2 separate regions of the Homo sapiens genome follow, and region 1 is linked to region 2. A link is a contact called in ENCODE Hi-C or POLR2A ChIA-PET data. All regions are on one chromosome and are shown on one strand. Each heading gives the region's core, a stretch centred on a gene start or an enhancer-like site at or near the end of the contact. The rest is flanking DNA. Distances are from core to core; before and after follow the strand shown. Region 1 overlaps LHFPL2 (LHFPL tetraspan subfamily member 2). Region 2 overlaps ARSB (arylsulfatase B).

Region 1 (6,410 bases), core at 763-3,262, 380 kb before region 2:
GTACTGCTGTGGTTTAGACCCAGGGACTGAGATGAGCGTCAAATGCTGACTATAGGACACACTGGCAGAATAAAGCAGGGCAATCACTAATCTCCCTATGCCTCAATTTCCCCAGCTATAAAATGAGGATATCTTATAGGGTAGAGATGAAGACTAAATGAGAGAATACATGTAAAGTGCTTTGCATAAAGCACTGTAATGCACAGAGTAAGCATTCAGTAAATGGTAGCAATGATAATGGTTAAAGAAAAGTCACAGATCCATAACCTTGGAAAAATGAATTGAGCAGGTCATTCATGGGGTCATTAATAAGAACGAATGCCCACACAGCTCACATCTAAGCAGTCTGTACAGGGCACAAAGGCTAGTGTGTTAGAAACACACGGCCACTTATTAACACTCACCTTGATAAAAATCAAGTTGTTTTCATCCCTTGGAGGATAAAGTGGGGAGTAAAGAGAATAAAGAGAAAAGAGATGAAATGCGAAAACGGATACAGACTAAGGAGAAATATCCTGACACAAAGAGGAAAAGGTAAAAGTGTGCACCTTCTAAAAACTGCTTGAAGACACAAGTTAAAATAAACATGCTGCGTTTGGGAATAGGATACCACAGTGAGAGCTGGTGAGTATCTAAATAGCTGAAAATGGCCACTGCAAGGTGCAGAGGACAGTTGTGATGGAGCTAAGAAGAAAAGTAATATGGCTCAACACCAAGGAAGTAGGAAAGTGTGAGCACGGTAGATAGAGCCTCCTCTCTGGTCAAGAGCTGCCTTCCAGCTTCTTCCTATCTGAGCCTGCTGAAGAAGGCAGCAGAGCCACCCCAGCCTCCCCAAGTCCAGTGCCAGGGGCTTCAAACCTGGGTCTCTCCCACTAGCTGTTCCCCGGCCCCTCAGTAGGAAACTGAACAAAGCCCCGCTCTCTGCCTCTTCTGCTGGCCTCTGTAGCCCTGGCCCCCGCCACCACTCTACAGAGCACTCCATTTTCTTGCCTCCCCACTCCTCCCCACACTCCAAGTTTGTGTGTCACATACAGGCTGGGTGTGGACGGACTCACTGGAACACAAATACTGTGAGTCAATCAGCACTCAAATCTCCTTGGGTTTAGAAATAGTCAGTGACTTTTTCCGGTAGCTGAAGTCTGAAATAAGCTGTTAAAAACAATCATCTTGACTTTCTATCTGACTCATAGCGAATGCAACATTAAATTGAAAACACCTCCTAATTAGCCACTCAGAAATACAACCAAGTCTTTGTGAGACAAAGCCTGGCAATATTTACTGAAATACTGTCTTTGCGGTCTTCTTCTGAACCCATGTTATACTTACATCCCAGTGATATGCAGTTATCTATTCTGTCATTCAAATGCACCAGATCGTTCCTTCCTCATCAAAGTAAATTAAATAACCCAGAATAGCAGTGGGCTTGTGCCTAGTGCTTAAGGCTGCACACTTTAACATTCAACAATGTGCCCCAACCATCTGTAATCTTCTGAGCCCAAGTTGGGTCCACACAAAAACCCAGTGGAGGCGAGTGATTTTTTACCATGATATGCTATTATTATGTTATTGTCAATTGAATGCACTTCAAAAACCAAATGAAGAAGACAAGACAGACCTCCATTCTTTCCTGAAGGCTACACAGCACCCTCCATGTGACCCCAACATCCAATCAAAGACATCACCATGGCGTCGCTTTCCCGGGGAATTTTCACAAGATAAAAACATCCATAGCCCAGCTTGGAAAAGAAAACTATTTGATGCCAATGTGGAAGGACCCAATAGGTAGTTGAGGTTAGAAATTTGAATAACAGGCAACAAATACAGAGTTGACTTAAAATACCCTAAACTATTCTGAGAAACTCCAGAAGGTTGAATGTTAAATTCGCTTTGTCAGAATTAATTTGGGAAATATTTGGTCCTGCTTGAAGGAGAACTCCAGTTCCCCGGCCAGCATTTTGTCAAGTCACCATTTCCATTGCTGGCTCATGTCAGTGAGCAGTGTGAGTGACTAAGTGTTCCTCTCCTGCCTCAGCTGGGAAGATTAACATGGGGCCAAACGCCTTGGAGACAGGAAAACAAACGAACCCAGTTACTATGTTTTTAACTCAGTTCTGTCTGGAAATCAGGAAGCAAGACTCTGAAGATCAAGCTTCGGGAAAGCTCTTAATGCTGATGAGGAGTTTTTTTTTTTTTTTTTTTTTTTCCAAAAGTTCAAATGAGAAGTCACTGAGAGCCTAGAAGTAAAGAAGGCTAATAAATGACAACCGCACTTGCAGATTGCCCCCTGGGTGGTACAGTCAACAGCCACTGCTCAGAATGACTTTTAACTCAAAAGGATCAGAAATTTGGACCAGCCTCCCATCTCGTTATTTCACCAGACCCTTTTGTGTTCACGAACTTTGTATATAAAGTCCTCTGACTGGAAACAGATCTAGAAGGCCAGTTTCACTGCACTTCTAATGAAGTCAAGGGACGAAGGATTTCAGATTTTACTTCACAAAGAAAAAAAAAAGATTGTGAAATTTTCAACTTGTAATATTACAACAGTTTCTAGTCCCAGCAAAAGACAGACTAAACAACATCATTCAGCTGGGAAAATTAGCTACCCATCTTGGTCCCCACCCTACCCCAAGCTTTATTTATTCAGATACATGGCATTTACTGAACTGCCTGGATAAGAACATGAAGTCAGCAACACCTCTCGTTCTGAATCCTGAGGAGTGTAAGCGATTAAGAGTAACATCCAATGGTCATTGATCTCTACTGTTTATTTCTCGTTTCTCAGTTCTGATAACCCTCCTTGATTTTCTGAACCTGGAGCTGCCAGCTATTTTCCATCTCTGAACCACCACTATCTGTCTAAAATTGGATCTCTCTTTGGCTTAACTGTGCTCCCAGTAACATAAAACAATACTGAAATGCTTAAACCAATGCATTTCTTGTGGGCACTTAGTCACAGAACTGTACCTGCTATGGGCTTCCAAGTTCTATTGTTCTAACTCAACTCTGCTGACACACTCTCCATTTTATGCTCTAAGACTCCTTTATCGCAGGGGTCCCCAACCCCCAGGCCACAAACCAGTACCGGTCTGTGGCCTGTTAGGAACTGGGCTGCACAGCAGGAGGTGAGTGGTGGCAAGCCAGAATTACCACCTGAGCTCTGCCTCTTGTCATATCAACAGTGGCATTAGATTCTCATAGGAGCACAAACCCTATTGTGAACTGTGTGTGCAAAGGATCTAGGTTGCATGCTCCTTATGAGAATCTAATACCTGATGATCTGAGATAGTTTCATCCTGAAACCATCCCACCCCATCATACATAGAAAAATTGTCTTCCACGAAACAGGTCCCTGGTGCCAAAAAGGTTGGGGACCGTTGCTCTATTGTATTCATGTTAACTCATTACCATGTTTGTACACTGGTTATAGAATGTGTTTCTGCAGCAATAACTAACAATGATGGTGCCATTTAGAGGCCCTACCAAAGCAGCAGGCACAGTTATGTATGTGTACCCACTAAATGCACCACCCCTTAACTCCCTCACAGCTGTCAGGTAGGTGCTATTATGTTTCACAAATAGGAAACTGAGGCAATGGCCATTTAAGTGTATCAATAAATATAGAGCATTCCCTTCAACACCCAAGACAGTCACAAGCATCCACATTCAAAAGATGTTAATAAATACCAACAACCAAGATACGTCTATTTTAACCAGCCTAATGCTAACAGATAAAAACAGCTTGTTTTTTGAAAGCCAAATGTTAATTGGCAGAGCCCTGTCAAAGGCAAGTATTTTCATACTTTAAAACTTTTCCCAGGTATGGTAGCTCATGCCTGTAATCCCACCACTTTGAGAGGCTGAGACGGGAGGACTGCTTGAGGCCAGGCGTTCAACAGCCTGGGCAACATAACAAGACCACGTCTCTGAAAAAAAAAAAAAGAAAAATTTAATTAGCCAGACATGGTGGCATGCGCCTGTAGTCCCAGCTACACAGGAGGCTGAGGTGGGAGGATCACTTGAGCCCAGGGGTTCAAGGCTGCAGTGAGCGATGATTGTGCCACTACACTCCAGCCTGAGCAACAGAGTGAGGACCTATTTCTAAATAAATAATAAGAATTAAAAGTTTGCGCAGACCAACACCTGGAATCCTGTAGCAACTGCCTTCATAAGAACTGAAAAGGACTCTTACTGATGACCTCGCTTTACTGTCACAGTATTCCTGTGAAAGGTTGAAAAGCAGAGAGAAAGTATAACACTTTTCCCTGAAGCATGAAGCCACACATTGCCCCTGGAAAGCATTTTGCAGCCTAGCAGTAACAGGGGGTTGGTGCAGGATGGAGCCAGGCCACGCAGCAAGGCTGGCATGTAGCATACGGGAAGCGGAGCTTGCAGTGAGCCGAGATTGCGCCACTGCAGTCCGCAGTCCGGCCTGGGCGACAGAGCGAGACTCCGTCTCAAAAAAAAAAAAGAAAATGCTCACAGCTTTAAGAACAGAAAGCATTACATGACGAGACAGATGAAAGAATTTGTGAAACAAATCACTGAATTTTTGCAATATTAGAGAGTCTCAAGGAAGGAAATCATCTGACAGACTGAATCATAAATTTGTGCAATGCAAGAATTTATAAAAGCATCAGGGTGTGAATCATACCCACAAAATGTTTTTTAATATCTTTGCAAAAATCAGGCTCATGAATGTACCAACTCTTCCAACAGCACTTGTCTTTTTATTTCAGGTATTAACTGATTTACAACTTATTTTAAAAATTACAATAAAATCTACCTGCAAGACCAAATTTGTGGAAACTGGAAGAAGGGAGAGAAAATAAACTAGTTCCCAGAACAGAAGATTGGGCAAATGCCATTTTGCCCATGCCAAGTTAAGCCATAAGATCCATCAGGCACATTATTTTTAGTAAATTACTCAAGGACATTCCAATTCATAGCTAAACATCATCAGTAAAATTTTTTCAAAATTGCAAATAATTTTTTTAAATTTTTAATTTTTTAATTTAAAAAATGAGTTTCTCTGAAATACCAAGTGACTGTTAAAAATAATGAAAAAATTCTAACCCATGTCTCTAATAATCAAATTATACCATTAGTATTTAAAAACAGAAAATTAACCATTTTTGGTTTCACATATACATGTGGCTTTAGTCTACTGTTTCTCTAATACTTCTTGTAGAAGCATAACCACTAAGAAGGTTCACATGAAATCAGGCTGAACCATAAACAGTCATCCCAAGAGATTTGTCTACACACGGAACAGGGTGCTGGGGAGTGAGTTCTCCCTAGATATGATGTATTTATTCATTTATTCCCTTCCTCAAAGCGTCCATCATGGAGTGAGGTCATTTGCCCTGAGTTCTACAGCAACTGATAAGGCCTTGTGAGTCAGTGGTTCTTCCCAGAAGTTCCATGCTCCATGGCTGCTGACTCTGTACCTATTGGGTCAGGCCTTATTAATCACTTTTATAACATGGAACCCAAACTGATCATAAGACTCTGACCACACAGACTCATCCTTGGTCACCAACAACACCTGTACCTGCCAGAGAATTCCATATGCAAATATGAAGATATGACTGCCCATTTATTCTAGAAGGATTAGGATTGTTTCTTATCAGGTATTGGGTGGCAGAAAGAATGCCCCATAGCCCCTGCCTTGACAACGGTGTCCCTTCAACTACAAGTTTACTCATTTCATCACCAGCAATGCAAGGATTTGAGTAAGCAGAGGGTAACATTTCTTTGGCAGAGACTGCTAGGTTCCTACCCAATACCCATTCTCCCCTTCTTCATTAACAGAACCTATGGCCAGGCCTGGCATAGAGTAGGACTCAGCAGAGGCACAAAATTTAAGGGGGTGCAAAATGGTTTAATCATGATAAATAATATTTTATTATACAATATTCTTAAAATCAAAATTTAAAAATTCACAATGAGCCGGGCATGGTGGCTCACGCCTATAATCCCAGCACTTTGGGAGGCTGAGGCAGGCGGATCACCTGAGGTCGGGAGTTCGAGACCAGCCTGATCAACATGGAGAAACCCCGTCTCTACTTAAAATACAAAATTAGCCGGGCATGGTGGTGCATGCCAGTAATCCCAGCTACTGGGGAGGCTGAGGCAGGAGAATCGCTTGAATCCACGAGGCAGAGGTTGTGGTGAGCACAGATCGTGCCACTGCACTCACTCCAGGCTGGGCAACAAGAGCAAAACTCCATCTCAAAAAAAAAAAAAAAAAAAATTCACAATGAACAAAACATCAATTTTTAAAATAAAGATAGCATCAGCATTCCTTTCTTTTTGCCTCAGGTTCCACTATGGCACTGCTATACTGAAATAAAACATTCTTTACCTTGACGATTGAGTTTCTTGGTGCCCCCTTAAATTATGCACCA
Region 2 (6,494 bases), core at 2,937-5,436:
ATTTCTGCTCTCTTTCTGGACTCTAATGACATAAATGCTAGACCTTTTGATATTATTCCATAGGTCCCTGCAGCACTGTTTTTCTTCCTTTTTTCTGTGTTTCAGGCTGTATAATTTTCTTTCTTTTCTTTCTTTCTTTTTTTTTTTTTTTTTTTTGAGAGAGGGTCTCACTCTGTTGCCCAGGCTGGAATGCAGTGGCGCTATCTCAGCTCACTGCAACCTCTGCCCTCCTGGGTTCAAGCAATTCTCCTGCCTCAGCCTCCTGAGTAGCTGGGACGACAGGCGTGTGCCACCACACCTGACTAATTTTTGTATTTTTTGGTAGAGATGGGGTTTCATCATGTTGGCCAGGCTGGTCTTGAACTCCTAGCCTTAAGCAATCTGCCCACCTCAGCCTCCCAAAGTGCTGGGATTACAGGCACGAGCCACCACGACCAGCCCAGACTGTATAATTTCTATTGATCTATCTTGAAGTTCACCGACTCTTCTTTATCAGCTCCATTCTGCTATTGGACCCATAGAGTTAATTTTAAATTTCAGATATTGTGTTTTTCAGTTCTATAATTTTCATTTGTTTTGTTTGTTCATTTGTTTGGCTTTAGTTTCTATTTCACTGCTATTTTTCCATTCATTTCAAGAGTGTTCAACTTTGTCTCATGGAGAATGGTTACAATAGCTGCATTAAAGTTTTTGTCTGACAACACCAATATTTGGATGATCATCTCAAATGAGCTCATCACAGCTGAAATAATCTATTTTTAGTCTTTTCCCTTGAGTACTGCTCGTATTTTCCTGTTTTTTTTTTTTTGTATAATGAGTAATTTTGGACTGTCTATTAGACATTTTGAATACCATGTTCTGAGCCTCTAGGTCTAGTTAAAATCCTCTCGAGGGTGTTGATGTTTGTTTGGTTAAGCAGAGAATCAACCTAGTGAGACTCAGACCACAAGTTTTGTCTCACCTTCTGTGGACAGTGGCTCTAATGTCAGTTTAGTTTTTAAAGCCTTTGCTATGAGGTTTGGGTTTGCCCAGCGCATGTGCCACTCAGGGGTTAATCTAGGACCTGGGCAGTGGTTCACATGGCAGTTGAGTTTTCGAAGCCTCTGCTTTGCTCCTTTGGGCCTGTGTGGCATATATGCACTTGGAGGTGAGCCTGGGGCTTAGCTCATACACAGAATCAGGGGATCCTCTTCTCCAGTTCTTCTCTCCCTTTAGATCCTTCAGATCCACCCCCAACCTCCGCTCCAGGGGCCCCTTTATGTGGTTTCTCTGATCAGAAAAACAGGTTTCTGTTAGGTTGTAGTTCCCCATTCTGTCATGCACTTCTGCATAACTGAGGTTGCCTTTGGGAGCAAAGTAGCAAAAAAAAAAAAAAAAAAAAAAAAAAAGAGGAAAATAACAGAGATTATCTCACACTCCGGTCAGAAATGTGGGTCTTCTTTTGAGATTTTAGGTGCCTGCACCCCACCACAACACCAATGCAGATCTTCAACTGGGGCCTGTCTTGGGGTAGAGTTAAGAAAGAAAAGGGAAAGAAAAAGAAAAAACAGTCTGGACACTGTGGCTCACACCAGCCAGGCAACATAGTGTGATCCAATCGCTAACCAAACATAAAAAATTAAAAAAAAAAAAAATTAGCCAAGTGTAGTGGTGCATGACTGCAGTCCCAGCTATTTGGGAAGCTAAGGCAGGAGGATCACTTGAGCCCAGGAGGTAGAGGCTGCAGTGAGCTATGGTTACACCACTGTACTCCAGCCTGGGCAACAGCGTGAGACTCAATCTCAAAAAATTAAAAGAAAAGAAAAAACAAATAAAATAGGAATTCCCCATATTCTTGAGCAAGAGCCCACTTTCCTAGACCTCTGGTTAGAAGTAGGAGGTTTCTCTTGGAGATGTTGCTGCCAGTGCCTGCTGCATAGTTCCATAATTCCATTGGCTCTTAGGTCAAAGCCAAGAGATAGAGGAGAGAAAATAAACCTCCAAAACTCACCACACAAGGGATTCATGAAGCTTTGACTTTATTCCCCATTCTCCATTCACCTGATTTTGTTTTCTTCTCTGTCCCTATTCTTATCATCCCTGCTGTTATATTAGGTTGGTGCAAAAGTAATTGCAGTTTTCGAAAACCTCAATTACTTTAGCACCAACCTAAGTACTTTTAAGAAGCCTCAGATAGTTGCTTTCAGTATTATCCAGAGTTTTTAATCAATGAGAAAGATATTTGTTGACTTCCTCCATCCTGGTGAGCACGGGAAGGTGGTGCCCATGATTTTAATGAGAATGGGCTAAGGGAACTTGTGATACTTGTCTTGATTTTTTTTAAACCTTCATCTGAATTGATACAGGAGCATACTTCATGTCAGGTAAGAATAAAAAAGGAAACAATTATTTGACACACCTTAATTAAGCACCTGCTAGGTGCCCGCTACTCTGGGAAAAGGCAACAGGGGTTCAACACATGGTCCCTGCTTTCGAGGGAGGCAACATCCACAGAAAGCATAGCCTATGTGAAAAAATACAAGACTGTACACAACTAAGGGCAAAAAAGATACAGAGAAAGGAAACAAGGTAAAAACTGGGGAATTAGAGGTGACACGGAGGCCGTTCAAGCCCCCAGCTAGACCTTGATGGAGAAGACAAGGCACTTTCCATCAGAGGGCAAGGGGATGGGGCGGGGTGATTATTATTCCAAAGTTGGCTTTGTACCTTTTTATTACACAGTGAGTTTGTTTTCCCAAAAGGAAAGAAAGAGACTGTTTCTAAGGGCATTTGATCACTCCTGACCCTGTTCTTCCCTCGCCTTCTCTCAACGTGGTGGAAAAGTGTTTCCAGGACTTTGGTTCAGAGTGAGGACTGGAGGCCCAGCCACACTGGAGTGAGTCATGAGATCTTTCCTGGGGAGTCTTGAATTACCACATACAAAACTCTCAGTAACTGTCGGAACTCAGCTGGTTGCTGGTTTTGCTTGCATGCTTTAGCTGCGTTAAAGCACTCGGTAGTTTATTTTTCATATTTTATTTGGGTTAATTCCTAAAAATCACAAAGGCAGCGCCTTCATGCTAGGACAGTATCTATTATATTTTTTAAAATTTTGTTAAGTATTCAGGAAGGCTTTGCGTGGACTGCTCCTGTTAGAAGACAACCACAAAGCGGGGGAGGCCACGGGTAGAGCGGTTGCACAGATGGCAAGTGTAAGCAAATAGCGGCCAAGTCCATTGTGAAGTTTCACTTGCAGCTGTGTGGAAAATACCTATGCTGGTGACTCAATGTCTTTGGATTTCTAGCTTTAAATTACAGCAGAGAAGACTCATTTTCAAGTGCTGAGCATATAGGGAGACTGGCAAATGTGGGCCAGTTTTGAGCCCATCAGTTACCATACACTGCACTACAGAAGGATAATTAAAAGCAGGGGGAAGGGGGAAGTCTTGTGGTAATCAGGGCATCAAGCATGGTACCTGGACAGCTGGCATGGCAACCAACCTGACAGCAATACTGTGTCTATTTCCAATAATAGAAATTTAGCTCCCTTCCAGTGTAGCTGTATGCTGGGGTCTTGATTTTCTTTTCTGGAATGAGGTGTGCGCAGATGCAACGTTATTGCTCACCTGGCCCATCAGAGTCACGTATAAATGGTCAGGCCAGTGACTGTATCATACTTGTGCCTCTCACAGTTTTGTCTGGGAACTCTACCTTGTGTTGTAAAAGACCTTGTGTCCTCTGACCCCCCTCCCCCGACTTCCACTCTCCTCTTGGTCTGCCGCTGGGACTGTATTTTGTCGCTTATCTAACACAAAATAAACAGAACAATCTGGAGCTAATTTAAGTGGTTTACCATATCAGGATACAGCTGGGAAAGATTTTAAGAAAAGGCTCAACAGGAACAATAGCGCTGTGAAGTGGAGCAGCAGCGGAGAGCACAGGAAGGCAGTTTCAGGCAGCCTGGCAGACAGCTGTCAGCCACTCCAATAACAATTCCTGCAGCCAATGAAAACGGGCAGGCTCTGTGCGGGCAGCCTGGCCGGAACACCAACAATGAAAACAAGGGATTAGAGAGCATTCTCAGTTAATGGCTTGAGTGTCAGGGCCACCAGTCTCCCGGGAGCCAGTGCTCCCAACCAGCAAGGACTGGAGAGGAACTGCAGATGAAACAACACTTCATTTCTCTACAACACTGGCCAAGACTTTTTTTTTTTTTTTTGACATGCATGCATCCACGCTGGCTTTATCCTGACTTATGAATCCAGCAAGGCCCACAGAGGAACATCTGGTTTTGACATTAATTTCTTCTACTCTGCAGGATGGTTGGGTTTTTAACTCATTGGGGGCCTTTGGCTAGACCTTGAATTTCCTGGTGCAACTTGACAGAGGTGAGAGGGCTTGAGGGAGTTAAATAAAACTATGTGCTGCCCTTGAAAGGACTTGCAAATGCTTTATATATTAAACAAAGAAACTCCACTTGGATCAAGCTCTTGACAAAGATCCAACCAATTAGGTAAACGGTATAGTCTCGAAAGGCAGTGACATTTCATGCAAGGAATACTGAATTGGAAGCATGGAGACTTGGACTCTTGGTCTACTTCTGTCACTGCAAAAGGTTTCTGGGTCAAAGTTTCCTCACTTAGGACCATGTGCCCTTATCCTCTTCTTCATCATTTCATTTATGATATTAGCTTATGCTCACACATTTTTTTTTCCAGAGAGTACTTGACTTAGTAAAAATTTCCCTCTAACAACAGCAACTTTTGGGTTTATTATAAAGTAATTCCACATGTTTAAGAATAACTTTAAAAAATAATCTGTGTCTGTGTTCTTAAGTTGTAGGGAAAAGAGAGAGAGATCAGACCATTACTGTCTCTATGTAGAAAGGGAAAGACATAAGAAACTCCATTTTGATCTGTACCCTGAACAATTGCTTTGCCCTGAGATGCTGTTAATCTGTAACTTTGCCCCAACCTTGAGCTCACAGAAACATGTGTTGTATGGAATCAAGGTTTAAGGGATCTAGGGCTGTGTGGGATGTGCCTTGTTAACAAAATGTTTACAGGCAGTATGTTTGGTAAAAGTCATCGCCATTCTCCATTCTCGATAAACCAGGGGCACAATGCACTGCAGAAAGCCACAGGGACCTCTGCCCAGGAAAACTGGGTATTATCCAAGGTTTCTCCCCATGTGATAGTCTGAAATATGGCCTTGTGGGATGGGAAAGACCTGACCATCCCCCCAGCCCGAGACCCGTGAAGGGTCTGTGCTGAGGAGGATTAGCAAAAGAGGAAGGCCTCTTGCAGTTGAGATAGAGGAAGGCCACTGTCTCCTGCCTGCCCCTGGGAACTGAATGTCTCGGTATAAAACCCGATTGTACATTTGTTCAATTCTGAGATAGGAGAAAAGCCGCCCTGTGGCGGGAGGCGAGACATGTTGGCAGCAATGCTGCTCTGCTACTCTTTACTCCACTGAGATGTTTGGGTGGAGAGAAGCATAAATGTGGCCTACATGCACATCCAGGCATAGTACCTTCCCTTGAACTTATTTGTGACACAGATTCCTTTGCTCACATGTTTTCTTGCTGACCTTCTCCCCACTATCACCCTGTTCTCCTGCCGCATTCCTCTTGCTGAGATAGTGAAAATAGTAATCAATAAATACTGAGGAAACCCGGGGACCGGTGCCGGTGCAGGTCCTCTGTATGCTAAGCACCGGTCTCCTGGGCCCGCTGTTCTTTCTCTATACTTTGTCTCTGTGTCTTATTTCTTTTCTCAGTCTCTCGTCCCACCCGATGAGAAATACCCACAGGTGTGGAGGGGCTGGCCCCCTTCATAAAGTAAGAAGAATGTCATCTGAAGGTCCAATAAAAATAAACAAATGAAGAAGTAGAAATTAATGTTGTATTAGTCACTGCCCCATCTATTGTTACATCACATCATAATACATCATTGAAATAGCATTGATTATTAAAGTTTCCATGATAATAGAATGTAAGACTAAATTTTCAGTGTAAAAATAAGAGAGATATGGATAGGTCTTCTAAAAGCAGAAAAGAAGATGAAAACTTCTAAAGGATAAAAAGATGGGTAGGATTGGGAAATATCCCCTTTAGAAATAGAACATCTCTTCTATTTCTAGACCAAGTAAGTTCAGACAACGATTACTTCAAAAATATCTGAGCACACTAAAAAAATTTTTAAAAATCCAACTATCTGAAAATATAAAATCTCTCTAGAACAGCTCTCAAGCAATAGTGTGTCGAATCACCTAGAAGTCTTGTGAAAACAGACTGCTGGGAACCATCTCCAGAGCTTCTGGTCCAGAAAGGGGCCTGAGAATTTGCCTTTCTAACAAGTTTCCAGGTGATAGTGATATTGCTGCTCCTGGGACCATACTTAGAGAACTATTGCTCCAGAAAGAGATTTAATGGCTAATACAATAAAGTCAAGTGATCTTACTCTGTATTTTTGTTGTTGTTGTTCTTTTAAATCAACAAAAGTGATTCAAGTGTC

What was found. A loop is a pair of places that touch in the nucleus more often than their neighbours do. ChIA-PET counts read pairs that join two places held with the same protein, here RNA polymerase II (POLR2A). Pooled maps may share reads with other maps.
Region 1: a loop to region 2 is called in a map of chondrocyte, with 2.3 times the contacts of the local background. The contact joins two enhancer-like sites. A Hi-C loop is called at or near these places in 13 of 168 maps with a recorded cell type or tissue (Caco-2, GM11168, IMR-90 and 8 more), 4 of 37 single-sample maps with no recorded cell type and 13 of 50 pooled maps. POLR2A ChIA-PET finds 5 or more read pairs at or near these places in 1 of 52 experiments (Panc1).

The regions. Positions count from the first base shown.
Region 1 is chr5:78,525,184-78,531,593 of GRCh38, forward strand. The region is part of intron 3 of LHFPL2 (LHFPL tetraspan subfamily member 2); the gene reads right to left. Among named protein-coding and RNA genes, the nearest start is that of LHFPL2, 120 kb to the right of the region's middle. Within about 2 kb of position 2,013, at least 16 of the 41 ENCODE cell types and tissues checked have a DNase peak (open chromatin) inside an H3K27ac peak, as active enhancers do; they include IMR-90 and heart right ventricle, where a contact is called at or near this core.
Region 2 is chr5:78,904,550-78,911,043 of GRCh38, forward strand. The region is part of intron 4 of ARSB (arylsulfatase B); the gene reads right to left. Among named protein-coding and RNA genes, the nearest start is that of ARSB, 78 kb to the right of the region's middle. Within about 2 kb of position 4,187, at least 17 of the 41 ENCODE cell types and tissues checked have a DNase peak (open chromatin) inside an H3K27ac peak, as active enhancers do; they include IMR-90 and heart right ventricle, where a contact is called at or near this core.